2 separate regions of the Homo sapiens genome follow, and region 1 is linked to region 2. Evidence: chromatin loops called from intact Hi-C (ENCODE). Cell type or tissue: Caco-2. All regions are shown on one strand. Each heading gives the region's core, and the rest is flanking DNA. Links, peaks and the distances in the headings are about the cores only.

Evidence for each region. Peaks named below come from ENCODE experiments on the same cell type or tissue, not always from the same donor. Only the 100,000 strongest peaks of a DNase experiment are listed, where the experiment ranks them.
Region 1: a loop joins it to region 2, with 2.1 times the contacts of the local background. A loop is called at or near these places in 5 of 110 quality-filtered maps.

What each region holds. Positions count from the first base shown.
Region 1 is chr21:33,651,442-33,662,051 of GRCh38, forward strand. The region is part of intron 1 of ITSN1 (intersectin 1); the gene reads left to right. Among named protein-coding and RNA genes, the nearest start is that of ITSN1, 14 kb to the left of the region's middle. RefSeq lists an enhancer at 5,330-5,829. In Caco-2, for the core only: no CTCF peak of the experiment used is centred there; DNase peaks (open chromatin) are centred at 4,290 and 4,700.
Region 2 is chr21:33,727,107-33,737,716 of GRCh38, forward strand. It overlaps ITSN1 (intersectin 1), which reads left to right. Exons shown (of 40, transcript NM_003024.3): 5 at 7,938-8,098. Among named protein-coding and RNA genes, the nearest start is that of ITSN1, 90 kb to the left of the region's middle. In Caco-2, for the core only: no CTCF peak of the experiment used is centred there; a DNase peak (open chromatin) is centred at 5,175.

The sequences.
Region 1 (10,610 bases), core at 1,051-9,050, 76 kb before region 2:
GGATAATGTGGTGTACTTTGTGAGGTCTCAGGAATGGTTTGAGATGAATGGTAATTTGTGTAAACTTTCCGGAGTTTCTCTGAGGAAAAGAGAACCCCATAAAATTATTACTATTGATCAAATGAAATAGCAGTGTAAGACAAAGATCAAGAATTATTTAGCTTTATAAACAAATTAATTGAGGTTATGAATATAGGTTTCTATAGGAGAGATTTTGTTTCCTTTTTTTAGTGAAAGAAATCTTAAATGTATGGGAATGAATCCTTAAAATAGCAGGCTTTTGCATTGTCTATAGAAGCTGTTCTCTTTGAGGAAGATCTGTTTTGTAAAATGCTGCTGTTGTCTGTCCAATCTGGAGTTTTAATTAGTATCAAAGGGAGGGAAATCCTGCAGTAATCGTAACCTTACTTTAATTCTTAGTTCAATTAGTTTTAAACCACAGTCATTATCTGTTATCTTTAGTTGTTTTGATCTTGGTAGATGAAGTGATTAATATTACAGTTGTGATTTGGTAATTTAAAAAATAACATGTTTTTTCCTACTACAAAAGGAATACATGTTTATTGAAGAAAACTTTTGGAAACATATATAAGGAAAGAAGACTAAAAGCCTACCAAGATCTTACCATCCAGTGATAATGACTGTTAATACCCTGTGAAGGTCAACATGCTCAAATTACCCAGCAGGTGCCTGGTGTGAAGCTACTTAGCCCGGGAGAGTTGAAGGCCTGTTAGGGACCACGAGCACTGAAGGTGGCAGGACGGTCCAGGGCCAGTCAACCCAGACCTTTGTGGTTCTGGGAGGATGCGTCCTGGTGTTACTACACCTTATAGTTATTTAGGAGAATGTGGGTTTAATATGAAATCTTCTGATTTTTATGTGGGCCACACTTTTTATTGTTAACACACTGGGGTTCAAAGCATACCTGAGGGCTGGATTCAGTCTTCGTTGCCTTGCCAGTTTGTAGCCTCAGGTACGTACAGTTTTGTAGCCTGTGTTTTTCACTTAATGTGTTGTATTTGCAGCCTTTTTTGCTACATCGTCATATATGTAATCAGTCACTTATTGCTGGACCTATAGATTCTTTGTCTTTTTGCTTTTTAATAAAGATAGGTAAAATTCTTGGACCAAAAGTTGTTTGTAAAGCCTTTGCAGCATACCGCTCTCAGATGCATTCCCCCTATCATGTAAAAGGTACTTGTTTCCTGTTCTCTTACCAGGACTGGGTAAAACCATCTCCAAAAACATCTTAGCCAATTTTATTTGTTTTAACTTGCATTATTTTCTGTATTACCAATGAGTGTGAATGATTATTAAATGCCTATTGGCCTTACACAAATTTATTTGGTAACCAACTTGTCTTGCTGGAACTCTAAGTTCCAGCAATGTTTTGGTCTTGCATTCAATGCTTCTCAGTCTTTGTGATTCCAGATAATATTAGTACTGTGTTAGTAGCAATAATTAGTACTAATTGTAGGCATCGTTCCCCAAAACTGAGGGCATCAGTATCTTTGGCACAACTATAATCCACTTAAAGTACTGTGACTGGGAAGTTCTTTTTTTTTTTTTTTTTGACAGAGTCGTGTTTTGTTGCCCAGGCTGGAGCGCAGTGGCACAGTCTTGGCTCACTGCAACCTCTGCCTCCCGGGTTCAAGTGATTCTCCTGCCTCAGCCTCCTGAGTAGCTGGGACTGCAGGCATGTGCCACCATGCCCAGCTAATTTTTATATTTTCAGTGGAGACGGGGTTTCGCCATGTTGGCCAGGCTGATCTCGAACTCCTCACTTCAGATGATCTGCCCTCCTCAGCCTCCCAAAGTGCTGGGATTACAGGCGTGAGCCACCGCACCCAGCCGTGATTGGGAAGTTCTGAGTTTAGTTAGCTGTTCAGTGAATGTTTGAGTACACGCTGTATATGCCTGGCATTGCTCTAGGTGAGTAGCCTTGAACCAAGATAGAATCTCAGCCCTCTAAGACTTCTATGCTTTTTTAAAAATTCTCGAGTTTTTCATACAGACCATCATGTTTATAAAGGACCATTTTCATTCCTAGAATTTATAATTTATTTTTAACTTGTATTTCTTTCTTTTTTTTCTTTTTTGAGACAGAGTCTCGCTCTGTTGCCCAGGCTGGAGTGCAGTGGCACGATCTCAGCTCACTGCAAGCTCCACCTCCCGGGATCATGCCATTCTCCTGCCTCAGCCTCCCGAGTAGCTGGGACTACAGGCATCAGCCACCACGCCCAGCTAATTTTTTGTATTTTTAGTAGAGACGGGGTTTCACCGTGTTAGCCAAGATGGCCTCGATCTCCTGACCTCGTGATCCGCCCGTCTCGGCCTCCCACAGTTCTGGAATTACAGGCGTGAGCCACTGCGCCCGGCCAATGTCTTTCTTTTTTTTGAGATGATGTCTTGTTATATCGCCCAGGATGGTCTTGAACTGCTGGGTTCCAGCAGTTCTCCTGTCGCAGCCTCCCAAAGTGCTGAGATTATAGGCATGAGCCACCATAACTTGTATTTGTTTATTGGCATGGAACTTCTAAAACAGTGATGAATGCTTGTTACCCTTTAATTCCTTCCTTCTTTCCTTCCTCTTTCTCTTTCTTTCTCTCTTTGTCTCTTCTTTCTCTCTTTTGTCTCACTCTGTCACCCAGGCTGAGTGCAGTGGCATGACCATGATTCACTGTATCCCCAACCTTCCAGGTTCAAGGAATCCTCCCACCTCAGCCTCCCAAGTAGCTTTGACTACAGCCACAGCCACGCACCACCACACCTGGCTAATTTTTTTTTTTTTTTTTTTGGAGAGACGATCTCGCTGTGTTGCCTAGGCTGGTCATGAACTTCTGGACTCAAGTGGACCTCTCGCCTCAGCCTCCCCAAGTGCTGGGCTTACGGGCATGAACCGCTGCACCTGGCCTTTGATTTTTTAAATTCACTTTAATTATCTTAAGTTCTGTTATACTCTAGACTCTTAGCAAGAGTCTAGAATCAACGTTAGTTATTAGTTCCGTATTTTGATTATGAGACAAGGTACAAAGCTGAGACTGTGTGATGAGAACCTTTGGAATGTATATCTGACCCAACACAGATCCCCTAAGTGCCCTTCAACCTACACATCCAATTTCTTCCTACCTCCTTCTCTACACAAAAGACATAATACATTGAACTCGGGTTGGGCACCTGACCAACCTGGCCCAATCAGTGTTCGTTTCTTCCCTGGAAATTTGAAACTAGGCTCAATAGAGAAGGATTTGGCCTTAATATGCTCAAGGACCCTAAGTAAAGGATTGGGAGTTATAAGCAGTTATGTTCTGCTGTCTGGGGACTAAGAAAGATGATTTATGGATGGGGAGAATAAAGTAACTGTCTAAAGAGAAGCAGAGAGAACACTACCTGACTCTCTGACAGCATTAAGCCACTCTCTTCCAGTCTGTTCTTGGTCCAGCTGCATTCTCGTTCTTGAGTTCTTAAGGTTACCTCCTTCCCCTTGATTTAGGTAGCTGGAGTTTCTGTTACTGTGAACTAAACATTCTTCTCATTCTTACCACAATATTCTTTTTATGATACTACCTTGTCTCTTTTTTTTTTTCACTATGTCTAGGGACGTTGTGAATTTGTTATTATTTTCTCCATATAATAACATCAACAGTTAAGGATAGCAAGAAACATGGAAGTACCAAAATTTAATCTAATTCAGGCAATCACAATTTGATTGGAAAGGCCATTTTACAAATGCGGACTCTGGCTCGGACCTGTTTTAAACCGGTGTAGATCTCTAGCTGAGGGAAAACAGGAAGGAAGAAATTTTGAAGTTACTTTTAAATGTTGCAGAATTTCAGTGGTGTCATTTCCTTTCACATCCATATAAAATGTTGACCTCCTGCAAAAACCAATACTAGGGACATTCACAGTGTACAGTATTATGTGCATCTGTATAGGGGGTGAGTCTGAATTCTGTTCAAGTGTGTAGCCACTGAAACAAGATTTTTTTTTTGTTTGAGGCAGAGTCTTACTCTGTCACCCAGGCTGGAGTGTGCAGCGGTGCAATCTTGGCTCACTGCAATCTCTACCTCCTGGGTTCAAACAATCCCCCCACCTCAGCCCCCAGAGTGGGTAGGATTACAGGCACCACCATGCCTGGCTAATTTTTTTTTTTTTTTTTTTTGGTATTTTTAGTAGAGATGGGGTTTCGCCATGTTGGCTAGGCTGGTCTTGAACGCCTGACCCAAAGTGATCTGCCTGCTTTGACCTCCCAAAGTGCTGGAATTACAGGCGTGAGCCACTGCGAAGGGCCTTGAAACAAGACTCTAAAGTGTACTGTCGAAATACCAAGAAGTTGAATCACAGAATAGTTTACCTGGGGCTGGGCTTAGTTCTTAGATTAGCTTTCTGTGTCGTGGTGATGTCATGTATCAGGAATCCTTAACTTAAAAAAAACTCAGTGATAAGTTTAAGTAGTCCACTATCTAAATGCAGTTGGGTGGGGAGGTGGAAAAAGTGATAGGGAGAGAAAAAAGAGGATTGTAGGAGAGAGAAGGAAGAAAAAGGAAGGTTGCTTTATTGCCACAGTTTTCTTTATTCATAATTGTATTTGTATGAGCTTTTTCATTTCCAAGTGGAAGAAGCACAGCATTGAAATGTAGTGACTCACATACCTGTCAAGTCCAAGGATTCTGATTGGCCTGGCATGATCGTGTGTCTGAACCCATCATATGACCAAGGGAAACGTGTACTCTCATTGGCTCTCCTGGGCCTTGGGTCTACCTTTTCCCCCAGTTGGTGAGACCAGTACCTAAACTCGTGGAATTAACAGAAAGCATTAAAGAGAAGTAGGATCTGTCAAGAGGAGAAAAAAACGCTAGGCAGGCAAAACAGATGGCCTTTACTCAGTGTATGATCAGTGTCATACAAATTAATAATTAATAATTGAAGTTACTTTTAAATGTTGTAGTATTTCAGTGGTGTCATTTCCTTTCACATACATATAAAATGTTGACCTCATGCAAAAACCAATACTACAGACATTCACAGTGTACAGTGTTGTGTGCATCTGTATAGGGGGTGAGTTTGAATTCTGTTCAAGTGTGTAGCCACTGAAACAAGCTTTTTTTTTGAGACGGAGTCTCACTCTGTCACCCAGGCTGGAGAGTGCAGTGGTGCAATCTTGGCTCACTGCAACCTCTACCTCCAGGGTTCAAACGGTCCCCCCACCTCAGCCCCCGGAGTAGGTAGATCAGGTCTGTGGCGTGCCACTTGTTTTATTTATTTATTTATTTGTTTATTTATTTATTTGGCAGAGTCTCACTCTATCGCCCAGGCTGGAGCGCAATCGTGCGATCTCGGCTCACTGCAACCTCCGCCTACCAGGTTCAAGCAATTCTCCTGCCTCAGCTTCCCAAGTAGATGGGATTACAGGCGCCTGCCACCACGCCTGGCTAATTTTTTGCATTTTTAGCATTTTTAGTAGAGACGGGGTTTTACCATGTTGGCCAGGCTGGTCACGAACTCCTGACCTCAGGTGATCCACCTGCCTCAGCCTCCCAAAGTGCTGGGATTACAGGCGTGAGCCACCATGTCCGGCCTTTTTTAATTTTTTTATTTTAATTTTTAGATTCAGAGGGTACATGCACAGGTTTGCTATGTAGGTTTATTGCATGATGCTGAGGTTTGGGCTTCTAATGAACCAGTTGCCCAAGTAGTGAACATAGCACCAGATAGGTAGGTTTTCAACCCCTGCCCCCGTTTTGGAATCCCCAGTGTTTATTGTTCTTAATTTTGTGTCAGTGTGTACCCAGTGTTTAGTTCCTACTTGTAAGTGAGAACATGCGGTATTTGGTTTTCTGCAGAAGCTTTCTTGACCTTCTCCTTTTATCTCTGATTGTCAGTTTCCTCTTAGTTTCATTTCTTTCCATAAGCAGCTGTGACCTCAGCATGGGTCATTTCAGCTATTTCCTTGCCCTGTTGCTCTGTTACATTTAGGACTTCCCAATTCCCTTTGAGGGCTTCTTATCCTTAAAATGTTGCTGTCGCCAGGGCTTTTCATACCCTCTTTTGACATTTCACTGGTCTTCCACGGCAGTCATTTTCACTGTATTTATCTGTCTGTACCTGGAGCGGTGTCTTTTTTTCTAACCCTGCATCGTGTAATGATGATGTTCTGATAGGTGATTTTGTCTTTGTGCAAACATCATAAAGTGTATGGTTGACCTTTGAACAAGGGAGGGATTAGGGGTGTTGGTCCCCAACACAGGCAAATCCACATATAAGCAGGGCTCCGTGGCCCTTGCCTGTAATCCCAGCACTTTGGGAGGCCAAAGTGAGAAGGTTGCTCGAGACCAGGAGTTTGAGACCATCCAAGCAACAAAGTGAGACTCCCATCTCTACAAAAATTTTAAAAATCAGCTGGGCATGGTGGTGTACTCTTGTAGTCCCAGCTACTAGGGAGGCTGAGGCAGGAGGATTGCTTGAGCCCAGGAATTTGAGGTTACAGTGACCTGTGGTTGTGCCAGTGCACTCCAGCCTGAGCGACAGAGCCAGATTCTGTTTTTAAAAAAAATCATATAACCTTTTTGACTCCCCCAAAACGTAACTACTAATGACCTATTGTTGACCAGAAGCCTTACTGATAACATAGTCCATGAACGCATACTTTGTATGCTATATGTATGATATATTCTATTCTTACAATAAACTAGAGAAAGGAAAATAGTATTAAGAAAATTATAAGGAAGATAAAATATATTTACTATTCATTAAGTGGAAGTGGGTCATCATAACATTCTTCATCCTCATTGTCTTCACGTTGAGTAGGCTGAGGAGGAGGAAGAAGGGTTGGTCTTACTGTCTCAGGGGTGACAAAGGTAGAAGAAAATCTGAATATGAGTGGACCCACACAGTTAAAACTCATGTTATTCAAGGGTCAACTACTTATACAAACCGAGGTGGTATAGCCTACTATACACCTAGGTTATATGTATAGCCTATTTTGCTCCTTGGTTACAAACCCCTACAGCCTGTTACTATACTGAATACTGTAGGCAGCTGTAACACAAGTATTTACAGTGGTATTTGTGTATCGAGACATATCTAAACATAGAAAAGGCACGGTAAAAATATGCTGTTACAATCTTACGGGACCACGATTGTATGTGCAGTTCATCATTGACTCAAATGTTACTGGCTGCATGACTGTACCTACTGGATCCATTGGGCGCTTAAAACTTCAATACATCTAGAGCATTGCTCACCTGCCACCTTTCTTCTGACCAACCTCTTCCTCTGTCTGTATATCCCATCTTGGTGAATGATACTATTATCTATCCTTTTGTTCATTGTTTCAGCAGTTATTTATTGATTACTTACTGTGTGTCAGATAGTCTGTGGTATAATTTTATATCATTTTGTTCCTGATTCCTAGCACATAGCTTCCAAAATCTTTGGAATTTCCTGAGTGGTGGGAGTGTCTTCTTATTCATAATGAGTCCTTTTGGATCTTATCTGAGTTCATGCTAATGAACTGGCTCCTGGGGATGAGGGGCTGGACACCCTCAGAATTGGGGGTGGTCCGGAGGAAGCAGTCAGGAAACTGCAGGATTGGAGGGTTGGAACTTTCAGCCCTCCGCCACCACCAGCTCCAGGGAAGAGAGAGGGACTGGAAATTGAGTTCAGTCACGTGGTCAGTGATCTACTTAATCATGCCTATGCAATGAAATTGCAAACGAAAGCCCTGGAACTGTGAGGTTCGGAGAGCTGGGTTGGTGAACCCATGATGTGCAGAAAGGTGAGTGCCTATATTGCACAGAGGAGGAGAGGGCATGGAAGCTCTGTACTTCCTCTCCCCCATGCTTTGTGCAGTGAGTCTCTTCCATTTGGCTGTTCCTGAGTTGCACAGAGCTTTTCCATGTTCGGTGAGTTGTTCTAGTCAATTACTTAACTTGAAGTGGAGTTAGGGGAACCCCTAAATTTGTAGTCAGCCTGGCAGAAGTGCAAGACTTGAGGCTGGCATCTGAAGTGGGGAAGTCTTATGGGACCAAGCCCTTGATTTGGGGAGTCTGCACTAACTCCGGTAGTGTCAGAATTGAAATGAATGGTAGGACACCCAGTTAGTGTTGGAGAACATTTTTTAGAACTCAGTCTGCCTATAGTATTTTTGAATACTGTGTCTATACACAGTATAGACTTAGTACCTGCCCTTAAGCTAGATAGGTGAACAAGCAATTATAATTTAGCTTTGTAAGCTATTCATGGACTAAGTCAGCAGCCTGTACTTTTTTTTTTTTTTTTTTTTTTTTTGAGATAAAATCTTGCTGTGTCACCCAGGCTGGAGTGCAGTGAGATGATCATTGATCATGGCTAACTGCAGCCTCAACCTCCCAGGCTCAGGCAATCCTCTCACCTCAGCCTCCCGAGTGGCTAGGACCACAGTTGTACACCACCACACCTGGCTAATTTAAAAAAAAATTTTTGTAGAGATGGGATCTCACTGGTCTCAAACTCCTAGGCTCAAGCAGCCCTCCCACCTCAGCCTCCCAAAGTGCTGGGATTAGAGGTGTGAGCCACTGCACCCAGCCTGGATTCTATCTGATGCTGAAGTCGGTGGCTTGATTCTGTCAATTCAGCCTCTGAAAGGTCGTTTGAATTCACCCTTTCTAGCCCCACTGCTCTGGTCTTAGTCCAGGCCTTTATATATTTTTTCACTTTACTACTTTGCTCTTAATGGTTGCTGCTTCCTGACTCGTCTGGCTTCTCTGTTCCACTTCATTTTACACTCACATGTTGCCAAAATAATCTTTGTTATGTGCTGCTCCCACAATAAGATCTTTCCCCGTGCTTTTATCTCCTAAGGTGGTGGACCTCAAGCCTTTTGGTATCAAAACCCTTGTGTCCTCTTAAGTGATTGAGGTCCCCAAGGAACTTTTCTTCATGTGGATTTTTGTCTTATCATTGTCTGCCAGATTAGAAATTAAAACCAAGAAATTTACACTTAAAATAGCTGTAATAAACCTATTACATGTTAACATAAATAACATTTTTATGAAAACTGTTCACAAAACAAAAAAATTTAGTGAAAAGTGGCCTTGTTTTACATTTTTTGCAGATCTCTTTCATGCCTCACTGAATAAAAAGATGGCTGAATTCCATAACTGCTCCTGTAGTCAGTTTGTTGTGAAACGTTGTTTTGGTTGAAATAGTTGAAGAAAATCTGGCCTTATACAGATATGTAGTTGGAAAGAACAGGAGTCTTTTAGTGGCATTTCCAGAAAATTGTGGTTATTTTGTGATACTGTACCAAAACTTGACACTGGGTAGTTTCTTAAGGATTGGTTGCAGTGTAGAATCTGAAGTCATATAAGTGAACTTTTTATCCTCTGTTACAATAAAATCTGTTGATCCATCCTATACTTTGAATGGCTATTTTACCCCTGTTTGATTTGACCAATACATACAACATCATGTATTGGTCATTTGGAAAATACTGGGTCACTGAGTTATGTAAATCTTACAAATGTTGACACATTTCATTAAACAATATCACAAAATCGTGTTTGTTATCACCACCCATCTTATTAGAAAATTCTTTAAATGTTGAGAAGCAGTCTAGCTCATAATGGCAGATACAAGTTTTCCAAAATTCTAATTTTCACCCCAAATTCAAATTTTATCATGAACAGCAAGTACTGTCAGTTGTTTTTCTTGCAGCATCAGGCTTGCTTTATTTTTGAGAAACTGTGCCAGATACCCAAATCTGAATAATCATAGTTTTTTTTGGTTGTTGTTTTGCCAAATAAAAATCGAGTTCCTGTAAAAAAAAAATGGCTAGTTTAGCTCACAACTCAAATGATTGCACAGTGATTTTCTTGGACATTGTTGTTTGGTGTAGCACATAAATGCTTTGAGTATCTAGTCATACAAGCATTAAGCATGTGTACTCAAGGGCTGAGATTTAATAAAGTAATAATTTTTCATGATTCATCAAAGACATCCTGTTGTAAAACTGACTTTTTTTTTTTTATGTGAGTGTTTGGCAGTGAAGAATCCAGTGACCACACTGGTACAGTTTGGTGCCACTGCTAAGGTGGGAGCAGTTTTACCCACCATTGTTTTTGTATCAGTGTAAATAAAATCACAGTGAAAAGAGCAGGTCTTGCCTGAGTACCATCATGATGATATGGTTTGGCTGTGTCCCCACCCAAATCTCATCTTGAAATGTAGCTCCCATAATTCCCATGCGTTATGGGAGGGACCTGATGGGAGATAACTGAATCATGGGGGCAGTTCCCCCATACTGTTCTTGTGGTAGTGAGTGAGTCTTAGGAGATCTGATGGTTTTCTAAGGGGTTTCCCCTTTCATTTGGCTCTCATTTCTCTCTTGTGACCGCCATGTGAGACATACCTTTTGCCTTCCACCATGATTATGAGGCCTCCCCAGCCACCTGTAACTGTGAGTCCATTAAACCTCTTTTTCTTTATAAATTACCCAGTCTCGGTGAAAATGAACTAATACACGTAAGAATTTTGACCATCTGAACCCCCATGAAAGGGTCTTAGGACTCCCAGGGATCCACAGACCACAAGAGAATTGCTGCCTTGTAGGATAAAATCTAAACCTTCAC
Region 2 (10,610 bases), core at 1,317-9,316:
TCAAGTCAGTGTGTGTCATGCCAAATTATAACCGTGGCCAAAGATGGTACATCTTCCTAGAAATTGTCTTATTAATAAGGAGCTGGAAGGAGGTTGGCAGATATCCTTTTGGCAATTGAAGTGCTTAGAATTTTTTCAACTTTGCTATGATGTGGAGGGGAGGAGAATAAAGCAGTGGGAATAGACAAGAGCCAGAAGGTACAGGAAGGAAGAAGAGACGGGGTGAAGAGGCTGGATGAGGGCTCTGGAATCTGAGACGGAGGGCCAGCAGAAATGGAGAGAAAAGAGGGAGTGAGGGAGCACTACCTGGAAATGGGCCCTGAGAGGAAAGAAGGGAGCCAGACACATGAAGGCAAGGATTAGATCAACTTTGTGATCTGGTTCAGAATGGGTGTCAGGGCAAACAGCCATATAGTCATAGTTTGTACTTTCTTAAGACACTCCTGAGTATGTGTCAGAAGGGCCTTCAGCCCCAACAAGATCAATTTGCTAAACTCATACAAAAAAAAAAAAAAAAAAGAATAAGCACCCTGGACTCTTGATCCCCTCTCCTCCATCCCTCATTCCTGAGTCTTTACCATCCAGTAGCTCATGGCGTTGAACTAAGATGACATCTTAGTTACCTGGCTGCCCAAACCAACACCTGGGCACCGTGCTTGATTTCCCTCTTTTCTTCACCCTGCATACCCAGTCCATCAACGTAATTGCATTTACGGACTTTATCCCCAATCTGGCCACTTCTTTCCTACTGCTACCATCCTAACCTGTCATCTCACCTGGGCCCACTGTTCGAGCATCTGGACTGGGTTCTCTCTTTCACACTTGCCCCTTTAGAGTCTAGTCTCCAAACAGCAGCTGGAATTTTTTTTTTTTTTTTTTGAGACAAAGTCTCACTCTGTCGCCCAAGCTGGGCAGTGGCGCAATCTGGGCTCACTGCAACCTCTGTCTCCCGGGTCTAAGTGATTCTTCTGCATCAGCACCTTGACTAACTGGGATTACAGGTGCACACTACCATGCCTGGCTAATTTTTGTATTTTTAGTAGAGACGGGGTTTCACCATGTCAGCCAGGCTGGGCTCGAACTCCTGACCTCAGATGATCCACCTGCCTCGGCCTCTCAAAGTGCTGGGATTATAGGCATGAGCCACCGCACCCGGCCAGGAATAATCTTTTGAGGAGTGCAGTGGTGCGATCTCAGCTCACTGCAACCTCTGCCTCACAGCTTCAAGTGATTCTCCTGCCTCAGCCTCCCGAGTAGCTGGGACTACAGGCGCGCGCCACTATGCCCAGCTAATTTTTGTATTTTTAGTAGCAGGGTTTCACCATGTTGGGCAGGATGGTCTGGATCTCCTGACATTGTGATCCGCCTGCCTCGGCCTCCCAAAGTGCTGGGATTACAGGCTTGAGCCACCCTGCCCAGCCTTCTTCCTGTTCTTTAAATGGGCCAGGTTTCTCCTTGCCTCAGGGTCATTGTACTTAGTGTTTCCTCTTCCTATAATTCAGTTGCTCTAGTTCCTCACATCGCAGGTTCATTGCCTTTCAGGTTTCAGTTCATATGTCACCTCCCCAAAGTGGCATTCCCTGACCAGCTAGTGTAAAGTGGTCCCCTCTGCCCACCTCTTTCCCTTTACCTTGGTAGCACTTATCACCATGTAAAATAATCTGGTTTGTTCTCTTGTTAGTTCTGCTTGCACTAAAATATAAGCTCTGTGGTGCTAGGAACTGTGTCTTTTTCATAGATATAACCCCAATTTCCAGATAGATGCCCAGCCCCCCACTCCCCCCTGCCCCATAATTGGTTTTTGAATGAATGAGAATGAATGACTGGATTAGTCTGCACTGCTGCTGGGTCTCACCTCCAGCCCAAGGGGCAGCAGGTGAGAGATGAGCAGCCTGAGGCCAGGCTTTGTGGATGAACTGGGCTCCTAAAGGAATCTGTAGGTGCCAACACTGCAGGGAATGAGGTGGGACAAGAGGAGCCTGGCCTCATCCCTTCATCCTGTAACACACACAAAGTAGTTTCAGAATTGTTACATTCACCTCCACTACAAACAACAAATTTAGGCCCAGTGCAGTGGCTCATGCCTGTAATCTCAGCACTTTGGGAGGTCGAGGCAGGAGGATCACTTGAGCCCAGGAGTTTGAGACCTGCCTGGGCAACATAGTGAGACCCCGTCTCTACTTTAAAAAAAAAATTATCCAGGTATGGTGGCACATGCCTGTAGTCTCAGCTACTCAGAGGATGGGGTGGGAGGATCACTTGAGCTGAGGATTCAAGCCTGCATTGCGCTATGATTGTGCCACTGTACTCCAGCCTGGGCAACAGAGTGAGACCCTGTCTCAAACAAACAAACAAATAAAAAAAAAAAAAAGAACCTAGTAAGTAGTGTAAACCAAAAAGTATCTGAGACAAGAGGTCTCAATCATTTTAGGAGTTTATTTTGCTAAAGTTAAGGACATGCCGGGAGGAAATAAGCACAGAATCACAGAAACTGTGCTTTTCTCCAACGATGATTTTGATGGCTTCAGTATTTAAAGGGAACAGGTAGGCTGGAGGGCAAAGAGGGAGGATATGGTAATCCATATATTGCCAGAGAAAAGGAGCAGGCAGGGGAATAGTCAGTTAGGTAATAGTAAATCAGTAAAGTGCTCAGTAAGTCGGCACTTTACATAAGATAAAATGGAACATAAAGTAGCCTGTAGAGGTGTTTGACCTTTTATTTGTAGCTCCCTGCTTAGGAACAAAGGGACTCAGCTTTCAGGGACTCAGCTTTCAGCTTACTTTTCTACCTTTTGCATAGTGAATTGAAGTCCTGCGTTTTTATTTTCCTTTCACAGTAGATTTCAAGATTACTTTGTAGTTCCTTTTGTTTTTAAACAGAGGACATATAAAGTACTATGTGAAGTTACTTGGACTAGGCTTTTTTTTCTACCTCTTACGTGGATATGTTAGTTATTTATAATATGATTAGGTTTATTTTCATTTTTATTTAATTTAGATATGCCTCCTCATCTTTGTGGACTTAATTTTATTATTTAAATACATAACAGATTAAAAAGGTTCTAAAAACCGAAACTAACAAAAAGGTGTGCTCAGACAAGGTCACTCCCTCTTCTATCCCTTTACCCTGTTTCCACCCATTGTATTAGTTTCCTGTTATCCTTCATTTATTTTTGTTGGAAAAAAGCAGGTACATAATGTATATAACGTGTATGTATTCATATTTAAATTACTTCCTTTCCTCCTTACATTAAGGTAACCTGCTATAAATGCTCTCTGTTCTTTTTTTTTTTTTTTTTTTTTTTTTTTTCTGGAGACAGAGTCTTGCTCTGTCACCCAGGCTGGAGTGCAGTGACGTGATCTCGGCTCACTGCAACCTCCATCTCCTAGGTTTAAGCAACTCTCTGCCTCAGCCTCCTGAGTAGCTGGGATTACAGGCACGTGCCACCATGCCCAGCTAATTTTTTGTATTTTTAGTAGAGATGGGGTTTCACCATCTTGGCCAGGCTGGTCTTGAACTCCTGACCTCATGATCCACCCTTCTCGGCCTCCCAAAGTGCTGGGATTACAGGCGTGAGCCACCGTGCCCAGCCTGTTTTTTTGTTTTTGTTTTTGTTTGAGATGGAGTCTTGCTCCGTCACCCAGGCTGGAGGTGCTATCTTAGGTCACTGCAACCTCCGTCTCCCAGGTTCAAGCAATTCTCATGCCTCAGTCTCCCAAATAGCTGGGACTACAGGCGCCCGCGTGCCCAGCCAATTTTTGTGTTTTTAGTAGAGACAGGGTTTCACCTTGTTGGTCAGACTGGTCTCGAACTCCTGACCTCAGGTGATCCACCTGCCTCGGCCTCCCAAAGTGCTGGGATTAGAGGCATGAGCCACCGCGCCCAGCCGTAACTACCATATTTCCATAAATTTCTTAGAATTTTCATTACCAGGGATTCCCCACAGTTATGTTTATTGAGAAAAGCGTTTTTTGAGTATCACGACATTTTCAACTAAATGTTGGGATTGTCGTATGTGGTTTAAAGTCAAGTCCCTAGAACCTCATGGTTAAGTTTCTTCTCCTCACCCATGAAAACACTTCTGTAGGACACCTTTAGAGTCTAATTAAGCCATTACCTAAAGTCTTCTCCCCTAACCTACTCATTATCCCACACTGGATATTCCTGTTTCTCACCAGAGACCATACTGGGCAGTGGTGTGGGGAACAGGGAGTGGGCACCTGCCTGACTGATTGATTGGTTTTAGTGTGCATGTTGATGTTGATTTTTATTAATGGGAACTCTTCCCCACCAAACCGTTTTAAATAGTTGCGTATCTTTTAAAAAACTACTTAGCAAAAGAAGGAAGTTCACCATTTCATTTTATTTACTTAGTTTCCTTTATAAAACCTGAAAGGTAGTACAAAAATAAAGCAACCAGAAGCCAGTTTCATTTATGAGCATAGATCCAAAAAAGTCAAAATCTTAGCAAATAGAATTTCACAATGTATGAAAAGAATACACAATGACCAACTTTATGCCAGAGGTGCAAGATTGGTTCAGAGTCGAAAAATTCTATCAACATTAGTCATTATTTCAGCAGATAAAAGGAAGAAGAAAACTTGTGATCGGATTGGTAATTACAGATTAGGCACCCGATGAAAAATACAGTAACCATTTCTAATAAGTAGAAAGGAAACTACTTAAATATGTGAGACTACTATCCATGAAAAGAGTCAAACTCTGTAAAATATTTGAAAAGGTTTATTCCAAGCCGAATATGAGTCACCAATGGCCTGTGACACAGCCCTCAGGAGATCCTGAGACCATTTGCCCAAGGTGGTTGGTATATAACATGGTTTTATACATTTTAGGGAGACATAAGACATCAATCAATATATGTAAAATGTACACTATTTCGGTCTGGAACAATGGGACAACTGGAAGCAGAGGCTTCCAGGTCATACGTGGATTCAAGAGTTTTTAATTGGCATTTCATTGAAAGAGTTATTATCCAAAGAGCTGGAATCAATAGAAGGGAATGTGTGGGTTATCATAAGTGGTTTTGGAGAACAAAGTTTTGTCATGCGGGTGAAGCCTCCCGGTAGTAGACTTCAGAGAAAATAGATGGTAAATATTTCTTATCAGACTTTAAGAGCCTCCTTTATCAGTCTTAAGGCCTGTGTTGATGCTAATGCTGGTCAGCTGGGCCTGAATTCCAAAAGGGAGGAGGGTATAATGAGGCATGTCTGACTTCCTCTTCCCATCTTGGCTTGAACTAGTTTTTCAGGTTAATTTTGAAATGCCCTTGGCTGAGATGAGGGGTCCATTCAGATGGTGGGGGGCTCAAAATTTTGTTTTCAGTTTACATTACTTTCCAGAAATCACTACCAACTGTCATTCTAAACAATGAACTCTATTAAACTATTAGCTCTAGTAAATCTACTGTTTCATTTAAACTCAGAACTGAGCAAGAACGCATTCAGTAATGTCTTAGAAGGCAGTAAGACCAATAAAAAAGATTGGCCTAAATATTGGAAAAGAAAGATAATGCTCATTTTTTTCTAGTTATGTGATTGTATACTTAGTACACCCAAGAGATTTTAGTTTTAAAACATTAATAAGAACTTGTAGGAGTCTGGTAGGATAGCTAAATACAGCCTAAATAATTTTTTAAAATAAAAAATGTTCTCTGTGCTTGAAATAAGCACCTAAAAATGGAAATGGGGGGAATGTTTCATCTAAAATCTGGCAAAAATGATAAAATTCTTCAGAATACATTTAGCAAGAAAAGCATATTATATGAAAAAAGTGATACAATTTTATTAAAGGAAATAGTATATTTGAACAACCGGAAAGATTGTCTTTTCTTTGGTTGGGTAAACTATTGGTGCAAAAGCAATTGTGGTTTAATCAATTCTCCAAAAATCCCCTTCTAAGGCAGTTTTTGGATCCCAGTAGGGTTGTTTGTATAACAGATAAAATAATCTAAATGTTCATAGGAAAATAGACACCCATGAATAACCAAGGGGGAAAAAAAACCTTCCCAGACCTTCCCGGATCACAATATACCAGAGAGCCAGTGTGATCAAATCATTGTAATATTGACCTGGAAATTGTTCAGTCAGAACAGATAGTCCAGAAATAGTTCTCACTTCATATGAACATTTGATACATGATAAAAATGTATATTAGTTCAGTGAGAAGAAGAGGGATTGATTAATAAATATTACTGGGAAAGCTAGGAATCCATGTAGAAGAAATGTGATTGGACCCTGGAATAACTCCCCCACCCCTACCCATAATTATTGGTTTAAGGATTGAAATGAAATAAAATAATACAATGTTAGAAAATCAAGGACTAACAACCTTCTAATCATATGATAAAAGAAATATTTTATATACAAAAATTTAGAATTTTTATGCCGTACATATACATAAATCAACAAATAATGAATTTTTAAAAGTCTTTCAGCAGTCAGCAGATAAACAGTTAATTTGTGATACACTATGAGCTCTTATAAACTAACAACAAAAGACATGCAATATATAGAAAATTTGGCAAAGGATTTGAATAAGCAGTTCATAGAAGTGCAAATCCAAATGGCCACGAAATACAGAAAAATGATGCTCAGGTTCACAAGTAGTGAGAAGAATTCAGATTCTGAATTCTTTGCTGAAGGGCCCATGACTACAGGAGAATGGGGAACTCCTATCTGAGGCAAAAAGGTTTCTGCAACCACAGAGCTTTGTTTCCTGCGTTATGATCCTTATTTTCTAAAATGTGCCAACTTTTACAATCTTGATCACTTTTAGAGATTTTTTTATCTTTGTCTTATGCCATACTTTTTATTGTGTTACATGTTTTCTTTCTTTGAGTTAATTCCAGCTATGCAGAATTGTTTTCTGTGTAACTTAATTTTCTTTTGTGAACACTGTCCGGATATGGCTCAGTCTAAAAGATCATGGTATTTTAATTGAACTGTCTTATTTAGATCTTTCAAATACATTTTTCATAATATTGGTTTAAAAAAATCCTCATGCTTTTAATATCTGGATTAAAAGAAATAAAATCTGAATAAAACTTTTTTATGCAGAAGAGGTTAAGTCATGAATATGCACAGTTTTGATGATATAATGTAGTTTCCAGTTACAAGGACAAACTTTTGCTTACTTGATCTTAGCCAAAAGGCCGAGAAGCGATTCCTTTTGCTTACTCTTCTTTGAGAAAATACTTTACATTAAAGCTCATTACAGTTTGCACTTGGACCGTGTATATTTGAGTACCATTTTCAAATAGCAGACACATTTTGTAAGCTAACTTACAAAATTGTTGAGTGATATGGGGCATGATTCTAAAGAAAAGTTAGTTTCAAGAGCTTTAGAGGTTTAGTAGCATTATAGTTGAGTAACCCTAGCATAGCATAAGTAGGTAGCATAGCATACTGTGTCATGTTCCCACATTGAGGTTTGTAGAGCTCTACAAAGAATGCAATCTAAGTATCTCTAGCAATATTAACATTCCGCTTCTAAATCTTTTTCTTTTCTAATAGCTTTATTGTGAAAGAATTCACATAATAAAATTTACTCGTTTAAAGTATCTAATTCATTGGTTTTAGTTTATTCACAGAGTTGTGCGACAGTCACTATTAGCTAATTTTAGAATGTTTTCATCACTTCAGAAAGAAACCCCTTTTGATGTCTAAAGTACAAATCCTCACACTGAGGCTGAAAATTACCTGCTAAAGTGGCAGAGTGAAAGATATTTTATGTTTATATAAAACTTGGCCAGTATTTACAGGCTATTCCCCATAGTTTGGTAAACAGTTATGTTTTCTGTTGTTGTCTCTAGGGGTAAGAGTGCTAATTATTTTGTTTTCGTGTTGGTGGGAGTGGTGGTTTTGGAAAGGTTCTTTTATGGTCACAGTTGTTCTCAGGCCATGCTGTTGGTTTGCAGGGCACTAGCTGACATGAATAATGATGGAAGAATGGATCAAGTGGAGTTTTCCATAGCTATGAAACTTATCAAACTGAAGCTACAAGGATATCAGCTACCCTCTGCACTTCCCCCTGTCATGAAACAGCAACCAGTTGCTATTTCTAGCGCACCAGCATTTGGTAAGTCTGAAAATGAATTGGTTTCTGTATTTTCTTGTATATTTTAAAAATAAATGTTTTCCTTTTTTTCCCTCTCGGTTTATAACATTATGAAATTCTAGGAGGTAATTCTGTCTGAAAAATGATGGCCCCCTGCAGGAAGATAGTGCTGGGGAGAAGAAGGAGCATGTTCACATTTGAACCCTGGGATGTAAAGTAATCAAAATGAAAGCAGAGATGCAGGCCGCCAGTCAGGGGAAAAGGAAGAAACTTACAGTCCGCTGCTGCAGCTTCTGGGTTTTTTTTTTTTTTTCTCTTCCATTATCCTTCAGGTTGTTGCATACTTCCTTTTGATTTTCGGTTTCCATAATGTCTGTTTCTCCTTGTGCATAAACAATTCCTTTGGATTATGGCATCTAGAAATATATATATTTTGAATCACAGTACTGAGTCACTTGGCCACATTAAATTCTTTCTTAGAACAAAATGGAATAGAGAAAAAATAAACATTGTTATCCTGATTAAAAACCTAATTCCAGCCGGGCATGGTGGCTTACACCTCTAATCCCAGCACTTTGGGAGGCTGAGGCAGGTGGATCACCTGAGGTCAGGAGTTCGAGACCAGCCTGGTCAACATGGCGAAATCCCATCTCTACTGAAAATATAAAAAATTAGCCAGGTGTGGTGGTGCGCACCTGTAATCCCAGCTACTCGGAGAGGCTGAGGCAGGAGAACCTGGGAGGCAGTGGCTGCAGTGAGCCAAAATTGTGCCACTGTACTCCAGCCTGTGCGACAGAGCAAGACTTCGTCTCAAAACAAACGTGATTCCATAAAAAATTATCTTTCAACCAGGTATTTTTCTTATAAGCTAATTGATTAATTAGTTGACTGAGATCAGTAGTTCTGATTTCTGTTCTCATTCTAGACTTTAGGTTAATTTGAAGATCACAGTAATAAAATCTAACATCTGATTCATGGGGAGGTTCTTTAACAGTTTAAAACAAAACATGAAAATTGTGGCTAGAGTTTCTTTTCATCTCTTCATCCTCAGATAGCTGATGATAGGTGATAAAGTGAAATAGATTTCGGAGGGGGCAGTCAACAGTAATTCAGGGTGTCTCTGATATAATTAATGATAAGCTAAGATACAGAAATACTCTGGTTTTACTTACTAGGTTTCCTATTAAAAACAATGTATTGCCTTTCTTTTAGTAAGTTTTAGCCACAAGGCTGGTTTTTGTAAGGGGAAAGGTTTTGGAAGATTTTTAGGCAAATAGGATAGTGGTCCAAGAAAAGAAAGAAAAATCCATATATGAGCAAAGGCGAGGAAGAGCAGAAGTGAACACTGCAGCAGCCTCCACATGACTGGGGCCGTTGTTTGTCTTGTCCAGTGTGTGCTCACAATGTTTAGCCTTTAGTTAACCAGCTAATTTAAGTGGAACTTGCTCTGAATCCCTGAAGATCTCTGTAGCCAATCTTTGGTCAGGACCCAGGCGTTAAAATAATTCAAGGGTGTTTGGGGTCGAACACAGTGGCTCATGCCTGTAATCCTAATGCTTTGGGAGGCCAAAGCAGGAGGATTGCTTGGTCCCAGGTGTTGGAGACCAGCCTGGCAACATAACAAGGCCTCGTTGCTACTGAAAATTTAAAAATTAACCAGGCATAGTGGTGGGTGCCTATAGTCCCAGCCACTTGGGAAGCTGAGACAAGAGGATCACTTGAGCACAAGAGGTCAAGCCTGCAGTGAGCCAAGATCACACTACTGCACCCCAGCCTGGGTGACAAAGTGATACCCTGTCTTAAAAAACAAAAACAAAAAACAACGGTATTTGGTTTTCTTTTGGCTTTCTTCCAATGCTACAAGAAGAAATCTCATAGTGGAGAAAAGGTCAAATGACTAGAGGCACCCCATTTCTCCTTTTTCTCTCAAACCTGGGGTCAATAATTTTTCCTGTACCATTTAATTCATTTTCTCTTATTCCATTCTGCCATCAGAATTTCAGTTGTGGAGCTATTGCTGATTTAGTTTCAGGAGGTTGTGACCTTACTGCTGAGAAAGTTTTACAGTCGTTAAGTAACCTGCTACTGTTAAACCTGCCAGGATTTCTGACCTAATACTCTGCCAGGCAGCCCATCACTCTTCCCCCCAGACTTCTCCCTGTCTTTCCTCACCACATTGATGTTCTCAGTAAATGATTTTGATGAGGCTAAACCATGAAGGATATCAGAACATAGGAGAAGTTACCAGTATATGATCTTGATCAAGTTTACTTAAGTATTTTCTAGTTCTACCTCTCAGCTCAATCTAGGGTAAAATACATATATATATTTTATAGTTTGTTGAGCCACTTGAGAATAAAATAATTTATTACTATTGTCATTGTTTTATTTATTTATTTATTTATTTTGAGACAGACTCTCACTTAGTCGCCCAGGCTGGAGTGCAGTAGCATGATCTTGGCTCACTGCAACCTCTGCCTCCCGGGTTCAAGCAGTTCTCCTGTCTCAGCCTCCCGAGTAGCTGGGACTACAG